Regions from separate parts of the Homo sapiens genome. Here all the other regions are linked to region 1. Evidence: chromatin contacts called from ENCODE Hi-C data. All regions are on one chromosome and are shown on one strand. The core of a region is the stretch at or near the end of the contact, and the rest is flanking DNA. Distances in the headings are between cores, read along the strand shown. Region 1 holds the start of WBP4 (WW domain binding protein 4). Region 2 overlaps LOC107984619 (a long non-coding RNA gene). Region 3 holds the start of TPT1-AS1 (TPT1 antisense RNA 1).

Region 1 (2,700 bases), core at 57-2,556:
AGGGCGCGGAAGGCACACTGTGTTCCGTGGGGCCTCGTAAATACCCTGCGGCCAGAGAACCACTAGAGCTACTGGTCCGGGCGCGGGCTCTGGGGCGCCCAGGGCAGGGGGGTCAGCCCGTCCTGCATAGGAAGAGTCGCAAGAGCGGCTGAAGAGGGTGTGGGCCGGACGGGGGCGCTGGGAGGAGATAACGCAAGGCCGGAGTTAATCATCACCTCCCGGGCGTCTGGAAAACTACGGGCCGGAGGGGCGGGGGAGCAGCCCAGGGGAAAGTGAAACTCCCTCAGGGCCCACCAGCCCCGTGAGCCGGAGGCGGGAGGGAGAAGGATCGGAAGCGCATTCGCTTCTCCAGCAGGCACGGCGTGGCACTCGAGGCTCCAAAAGCCGCAGCCCAGCTCCTGGCGCCACTAACTACAGTAATGCTTATTTTCTACAAACTCACCCAGACGGGGACAAGAAAGGAGCCAGAACACAAGATTTAAAAAGTCAGCCCTCCAAACCGATAGTTGCAAAAAAAAAGAAAAATAAGGAAGCGTTCCCATACCGGGAGTCGAACCCGGGCCACCTGGGTGAAAACCAGGAATCCTAACCGCTAGACCATATGGGAAGTGCTATGAGAAACTGCCGTGACCCACCTGACAAGCATAAGTGCCTCTGCCTCCTTCGCCGCACCTCTCGCCACCGCCGCCTCTGCGCTACTGAAGCTGCTGCTGCCGCCGCCGCCGCCGCCGCCGCCGCCGCCGCTGCTGCTGCCCACACGCTCCCGAGCTAGGGAACAAGCCCCATCCGAGCGCGTGGGCGTCGTAGGGGAGAGGAGGGGCGGGGCCGCTCCGCTGCAACAGCAAAGTTTGAGGCGAAGCCTAGCGACTCGCAGCGCCGGTCCCGCAGTTTCACCTCTTTTTTTTTTAACTCCGCCAGAGGACCCCGACCCACAGGTCCCGGTTGCTCCGCTGGTCAAAGTGCGTGCGGAGTAGTTGGCAAAGTTGAGAGCGGAGACGTCTCTGGGAACAGCTGTTTGCGTTCCGGGCGGAGGCGGCGCGCTGAGCTCCTTGGCCTTGAGCCAGCGAGCCTAGAAGGAGGATGGAGGTTTTGGGCCCCAGGGGAGGACACAGAGACGGCGGGATGGCGCAGGGACTTGAGGCTTGAGATCCCGTCCTTCAGCTCAGGTCCCGTCGCGCTTTTACCCCTTCCCGGTGACCTCAACCCCTTTATACCGACCCCACCTCTTTGGAGCCGGGAGTACCGCCCCTGTAGGGGGAGGGGAGAGGAGGCGATTTCGAACGCGGATTGGATCGTCTGGGCACCCGTAGTTGGGAACAGCGGAACGCTGGTCCCGGGGACTGAGTAAGGTGTCTGGATCGGAGGGAGGTTCGGGTGGGCATCGGGCGGCTGGAAGAGCTCGACTCGTCCCGCTGGGAAAGCGCGAGTCTGAGTGGAACCCTGGACGACTTGCAGAGCGGCTGGCGCAGTCATGTGAGTTGGGTCTCAGGCCCTGAACAACGAGGTGTTGTTTCTCTGGGCCGCCCTTTCTCGCCCGGGTCTTCCCCTCCTCTCCTCCCGCCCTTCGGCCGGGGGCGTGACAGACGCGTTCTTAACTCGCTCGGGACCGGCCCCAGACCTGCAGGGCCGGTTCTCAGGGCGGGGTAGAAATGTTACCCCGCTGAACGCCCTGGGGTATGGGGCACGGGCTCTAGGGGGAGGCCGGCGGCCGGTTCAGGGGGCTGGTTGGACGGCCGCGGGTGAAGCGACGCAGTGCTCTCTCTACGACGCTGTCGGGGGTCGCATGCACCCCTTGGGTTTCCGAAGCCCCTGAACCCTAGGGTATTGTGAAACTAGGGCTGGGCTGCGGCCTCCCCCGCCCACTGGAAGCGGCCAGCCCTGGATAGCGTAATGGTTTTTTTTTTTTTTTTTTTTTTTTTTTTGTCGGCCGTCTACGAAGTCCCATGGCTTTTCCAGTTCTCTCTTGCCTTGAGGCTCAAGAACAGTTTGTTTTAACTGAGAGTCTGGGAGGAACTACAGTTTTCCCCAGAGTAGTCTTGTACGTTGTTCTCTTGGTGGGAATAACTTGATTTAAGGCAAACTTTATGAGTTTCTTCAGGTTTCCATTACAGCAACCTCCCCCAAAGCCAGAAAGGATAAATGTTCTTCTAAGATGTTCCTTAGTTTTTCATAACGATGACGATAACAAGTGAGGAATTTTTGAAAGCCATTTTATTGAAGGGAGTTTTGTAATGAATCAGATACAGACTTTTTCTACTCCGCTGGCAACAGAATTTCAATTGACTGTGCTCCAACCAGATAAATAATAAAACGACTATACATAACAAGACAAGATTCAGTAGCAGGGGCATATATTTCAAACTTTAAAAACTGTAAAGCATGCAGAATTTAACCTTTTTTAAGTTTTACATGAGCTTAGCCTTGTTGTCTCTCTTTTTCAGGGCGGACTACTGGAAGTCACAGCCAAAGAAATTCTGTGATTACTGCAAGTGCTGGATAGCAGACAATAGGCCTGTATGATAATTCCGCTGTTAGAGATTCTAATAATAATTGTGTTGAATGAAGTGCTCCTTTTTGATGTAAACTCAGTTTACAAAGCACTTTTATGTACATTGCTCTTGCATTTTCAAAACATCAGAAGATTTCTGTCTTCTCAGTCCCCTATGAAAGCTGTGAGCCTTCTTCCTTTTCATCAACCTG
Region 2 (2,741 bases), core at 146-2,645, 3.8 Mb after region 1:
ATACTGTGCAAGTAATGTCTGGGGTGAGAACCATTAGGGAGGAGAAAATCAGGTCCCTTTGCAAACAACCATCTTCAATGTCCAGCCCTGGGCCTAGAGAGCTAGGTGAGTTCTCACCTTGGGTGAGAGTTCTTAAAGGTCTCACCCATCATGAGACATTTGTTCTGTCCTTTAGAGATTATTTTGCTTTGTGATGTATACTGGAGGAAAAAAATAGGAGCAACTAGTTTTGCTTTCTAGCATCCGCCTCCATTACCCTATCTCCCAAAGCATGACCCCATCCCATTTTTCTTACTCCAAACATCATCAAAATATGGGCGATGTAACATAGAAAATGATGTGGAATGGTGGGAAAAGGCCAGCATTTGGCCTGAGATGATCTGGGCTTTCATCCCAGCTTTGCCTCTGAGAAGCCCCTCCACACTCCGAGGATAACTCCCATCCCCACTCTCACGGGTTATTGTGAGGATCAATGTGATCATTTACATGAAAATGCTTTGCAGACCATGGAGCATTATTCTCATGTCAGCTGCTGTTCCACAAGTCGTAGCGTATTCTGGACTTCAGCTTTTCCTGACACTCAGATACAGATTCCTGCTATTCTTTTGTGACACCCTTCATGACATGCCCCTCCTTCCATCTTTTGTTTGTGTTCATTTAAAATCCAGGCTAGAATGGCTTTCCCTCAGCGCCATGCTGGTTCCTTTAACTGCCTCTCTTATTTTCTTCCTTGTTGTTATTTTCTGTAATGTTCCAGATGAGATGTCATTGCAGGCTTCACAACCTTCCCAGGGTCTTTCGGAGTCATCCCCCAATCCAAATCCCAGGCACCCCCCTATTCCATTTTACCAACTTGGAAAATCAGAAAATTCCTTTCAATCCAGATCAGAGTTGTCTCTCTCAGACTGGTGTCAAGTAAAGATTTATCAAACCCTTGGCTTGTCCATGAAGTCTGTCCCGTTTGCTGTGGCCCAGGAGGAACTCTACAGAAGCCAGGGGGTCAGAATTCCTTTTCAGGGTCTGACATGGTGGTTCACAGCCTCACTTGACCAGAACGTTCATCCGCACACTCAAAGTTTTCTTGGCACTTCCAGACCTACTGTGAATCAGGCCCAGCCAAACCAAGAAGCCTTGCTCAGCCTGGCCTTGCTGGCTGCCATGTCTTTGTTCACTGCAGAGCATGACCTCAGCCTCCCAGGCAGTTTGCAGCAGCTGGGGCAAGCTTGAGAGCTGATTTACACTTGGTCTGGGAGGCAAGTCCTCTCTCTCAGGACCTACCAGAGGCAGCTCAAGCACGAGCTTCCTTTCTTCATCCAGGCTGGCCACCACTGACCCTGGTGGCAGCTGGCCAGCCGCATTACTGCCCTCTCTGTTCCTAACAGCCACAGAGGCCTTTGCGTTGAAGCTCTTGGAGTCAAAACAAGAATGTCCTAATCCTCTGCTTGGGAAGCTCCAGCAGTTGCCAGGTGACATCATAGGAGGGGACTGGGGAGAAGTCCTGAGGCAGGCAGGGAAGCAGAAGCTGAGGATTAAGCCGGTGTTTAAGTACAAACATGGGAAAACTCAAGCATACAGAAAGGAAACTAACATCACTTTTTTCCACTTCACTTAAAGAGGTTGCTGGATAATCGCAGTTCAGATGCAACTCCTTCATTAGAGGTGCCTTGTAGCCAGCGACAGTGACTGGGGAAGGAAGCAAGGTGCATGATAAAACACTGGGGTGTTAGGGGAAGGGGAGGAGGGAACATCATGATGCTGGCAAAGACACTATGGAAGCAGGTCCTTCCAAGCTGTGGGCAAACAAGCCAGGGACCCAGCACACTTCAGCTGGGGTTCTTATCCTAGAATCCACAGCTTTCTTCCTGGCCTGGGCGTGTGGTTTCTGGAAACATAGAGAAACATAACCAAAGAGCATCCCAGTAAAACGCATATGGTCCTTGAGCAAAAAGCCCAATCATGGCAGAGTGGTGGCTGTACCCCAGCTCCCAGCCTCTGACCTTTGCTTTACCAAGCACCTCTCTTTAGAGTGACTTATAAGGAATCTCAGAGGGTATGCCTGTGTTTTCAAACAAAGATGCAGAGCTGTTTGGTTACTATGCAGGAATGAGTCTTTCTTCTTTCTTTCCTTTTTTTAGCCTCCTTAATTCAATCTACCCATCTTCCATACTCATTACCAAATGTCACCGAATCCCCTGTGTCAGACAGAAACAACAATTGTTTGCTTGAAACACAGGTTCATTTATATGCTGGAATATGACACATCTTACAAATGGCAAATCGAGAAGCATTCTGAAAAATAAGCACTGGCTGGGAAAAAAAATGTAACTTTATATTGTCCAAAACACTCAACGGGGAAATGCCATTATTTTCACTTGCTGCAATCAGAGCCATCAATAGACCTCATCTTTTTTAATTCTGAGTACTTTTTAAAAAGTGTGTCCGTTTAGGTTCTGGCAACTAAAGCCTGAGGATTTTGTTGTTGTTTTGGTCACAATTTCGGAACTGTTTAAGGATTTTCTTGGAGTTATTTAAGAAAGTGGCCCCTTTTCTTCTTTCTTTCTTTATTTTGTTTTGTTTTGTTTTGTTTTATGGAAATATTGACCCATCAGGTTTTACTTAAATCCTCCTTGGTTATGGGCCTCCGAAGACAAAGCCATATCCATGGCAACCACAGGCCACACAGCAGAAGAAAGAACACATCCAGACACAGCGCATAATAGCTCTGTTTACTGATGACTAAG
Region 3 (2,732 bases), core at 23-2,522, 4.3 Mb after region 1:
TATCGACACCAGTGATTACTGTGCTTTCGGTACCTTCGCCCTCGGGGCCTTCAGCGGAGGCATTTCCACCAATGAGCGAGTCATCAATGTTACCTTCTGTCCTACTGACCATCTGCATTAAGAAAAAGCAGTATAATTGCAAAAGACACAAACGCATCCAAAGCACCTTCCACGCCAATAGTTCACGGATAAGAAGTATTCTTAGTTCTTGCTGAAAATAAAAAAAGCACCATTTTGGGAATAAAGTTGTGACCCGTGGATTTCTCAAAACGACCTAACTTAAAAGAGTTGTCTGTTGGCCGGAACAAAAAATGGGGTCATTAAAAAGTTGTTTCCAGTTGCGGGCATGTGATGCCTCCGGTTGGTAAGTGGGGACAGGACAAACACGAAAGGACTCCAGGCTCCTAAGCCGGAAGCATCATGTCCCGGACAACCCCGGGAGGAGGATGGGCGCCGAGGCGGCGGGCCTATTTCCAGGATCAGCTCCGCCTCCAGTTTTCTAGAAAAACCCAAGCCCGGAAAGAGCGTCTCCTCCGCCAGGAGGCGGCGGGGAGGATTGCACAACCTCAGGCGGGGGAGCGGAGGAAACCCGAGCCCGCTCGGCCCGGACTCCCCCACGCGCAGGCCCGACCGACTCACCTTCCCCTCCACCTCCAGGCACAACCCGTCCGCGATCTCCCGGATCTTGTAGATGTCGGAGAACATCTCATCGTCTGCCGGATACACAGAGCCGCCCATCACCGTGCGCCTGGCGCCGCCATTTCCCGCATTTCCCGCGCCGGCGGCCGCACGCGGGATCTGCCCCTCCGTAGCACACCAGAGCTGGGCGCGAGCCCCGGGCACCGACCCCTCCGCGCTCGGCTAAGACCGCCGGCGTCCCCTAGGCCCGCGACGGCTGCGCCTTCCCCGCCCCCACCCGCACCCCAGACCCCCGTGTGCGGCAGTAAGGATAGTGCAGTGAGGACTCACGGCTGATGAGGTCCCGGTAGATAATCATGATGGCGACTGAAGGGAGACGACGACGGCGCTAGCTTAGCACGAGCCTGAAACTCGGAGCGAGCGCGGTGCAGCCGGAGCGGCGCTCGGGGGGAGGGGGGAGCGGGCGGAAAAGGCCGACTCAGCCGCTCCCCAACCTCATATAGAGGGCACGTCCCTCTACGTCATCGCCCGCTGCGCCTCCGGAAGCGACGCAGGCGGTGACGTGGCACGAAGAGCCGCGCGGGGGCGGGGCCACAGCGGGGGCGAGTCGGGGAGGTGAGCATCCGGGGACTTGAGGCGGAGACACAAGGCTCCGTTCCACTGGGCACGCCAGCGGGTAGGGGTGGGGGCGGGGAGGTGCGCGCGCAGCGTGGGAGGAGGCCAACTCTCGGGGCGCTCCCTAGCCCTGGGTGGGTGGAGCGGGGGAAGCGGAGTACGTTGGACCCGGCTCCGCCCTACCCCACGGGGCCGCCTGGAGAGGTGCTGGGAGCTGGGTGGAGCTTAGAGGAATTAAACTTTGGCCCTGCGCCTCGTCCAGCCTAGGTTCCACCCTTTTCTGGGAACGTGAGTATCAACCAAGGTAGGAGAACGTCGCATTTAGGGAGGGTCAGGCCCTCTGGCCTGGGGTAGATCTCGGGACTGCCCGAGGGCCTCTGACAACTTTTCAGCATCTGCCCCAGGGCTGCCCCAGCTGGAGTTTTTGGGACGCTTTTGTGGGGGCACCGCTGAGTCCGGATAGTGGGACCCAAGTCGTCCTGCTCGGCCCCTGGGGAATAATCGTGTGGGGCGCAAGGTCTGTGGGAAGGGACTTGGAGAGGAGGGAAGATGTCACGGGAGTCTGCACAGGGTTTCCATGTGTTCCAATTTTGTCCCATAATTGAAAGCTTGTGGCATTCTGTGGCGGACGGCTACGGAGCTAGCTCTTCCCTTTACTATTTCGCACTTGGTCTTGGAAAAGTATGTTGTCGCTTTAAGATGAAGTTGAAATTTTATCCCTGGTGCTAGAGGGTCACACAAAGGGAGTTTCCCACCTGCCCCACCTGTTTTTTGAAGGACTTTACACCCAATTACTAAGTATTAAAACAAAACAGGTCCTGCATGGTAGCTCATGCCTGTAATCCCAGAACTTTGGGAGGCAACTACTGAAACCCTGTCTCTACACACACACACACACACACAAATTAAAAATTAATTGGGTGCGGTGGTGCCTGCCTGTAATCCCAGCTATTAGGGAGGCTGAGCTGGGAGGATCGCTTGAGCCCGGGAGTTGGAGGTTACACTGAGCTATGATTGCACCACTGCGCTCCAGCCTGAATGACAGAGCAAGACCTTGGCTCAATAGCAAAACAAAACTTCCGTATTTAGTCACATCGTCACATCTTTGGCATAAGGCAAAGATACATGCCAGTATGAAGTCTGAAAGCTTGTTCTATTTCGCAAATATTTTGTGCTTTGTATCCCTTAGAACTAGGATTTGCACCAAGATTCCAATTGTGAACAAGTTCGATCCAGTCCTACTTATAGAAGTGTTCATTCTGGTAAATCAAAGTATCAGACAATTATAATACATTAACAATTGTTCATAAATCCAATAATATAGCATTCAGCAGAGTAAGAATGCAACCCTTGGGAAAGAGCAGGACACAGGATGGCAATTGGAATGATGGAAAAGTCAAAATGCAAGAGCCAAGAAATTAACCCCTTTAAGAAGATGGGGGGACTGGGCGTGGTGGCTCACACGTGTGATCCCGACA

The links. A loop is a pair of places that touch in the nucleus more often than their neighbours do. Pooled maps may share reads with other maps.
Region 2: a pooled map shows a loop between it and region 1 (8-fold over the local background). The contact joins the enhancer-like site here to the promoter of WBP4 in region 1. A Hi-C loop is called at or near these places in 1 of 168 maps with a recorded cell type or tissue (B cell) and 11 of 50 pooled maps.
Region 3: a map with no recorded cell type shows a loop between it and region 1 (17-fold over the local background). The contact joins the promoter of TPT1-AS1 here to the promoter of WBP4 in region 1. A Hi-C loop is called at or near these places in 1 of 37 single-sample maps with no recorded cell type and 9 of 50 pooled maps.

What each region holds. Positions count from the first base shown.
Region 1 is chr13:41,060,203-41,062,902 of GRCh38, forward strand. WBP4 (WW domain binding protein 4) reads left to right here and starts at 1,307. Exons shown (of 10, transcript NM_007187.5): 1 at 1,307-1,473; 2 at 2,442-2,514. The coding sequence starts at 1,472. It overlaps TRE-TTC1-2 (tRNA-Glu (anticodon TTC) 1-2), which reads right to left and starts at 607; the gene lies at 536-607. It also overlaps a transcript of ELF1 not described here. RefSeq lists a silencer at 1-101.
Region 2 is chr13:44,902,441-44,905,181 of GRCh38, forward strand. LOC107984619 (a long non-coding RNA gene) reads right to left here. Exons shown (of 2, transcript XR_001749860.1): 2 at 2,712-2,741. Among named protein-coding and RNA genes, the nearest start is that of TRE-TTC2-1, 14 kb to the right of the region's middle. Within about 2 kb of position 1,396, at least 21 of the 41 ENCODE cell types and tissues checked have a DNase peak (open chromatin) inside an H3K27ac peak, as active enhancers do.
Region 3 is chr13:45,340,073-45,342,804 of GRCh38, forward strand. TPT1-AS1 (TPT1 antisense RNA 1) reads left to right here and starts at 1,273. Exons shown (of 11, transcript NR_024458.1): 1 at 1,273-1,315. It overlaps TPT1 (tumor protein, translationally-controlled 1), which reads right to left and starts at 1,111. Exons shown (of 6, transcript NM_003295.4): 1 at 970-1,111; 2 at 640-713; 3 at 1-112. The coding sequence starts at 997. LOC124903169 (a long non-coding RNA gene) reads left to right here and starts at 1,362. Exons shown (of 2, transcript XR_007063781.1): 1 at 1,362-1,558. RefSeq lists enhancers at 181-970, 2,550-2,732 and silencers at 868-937, 1,018-1,127, 1,288-1,487.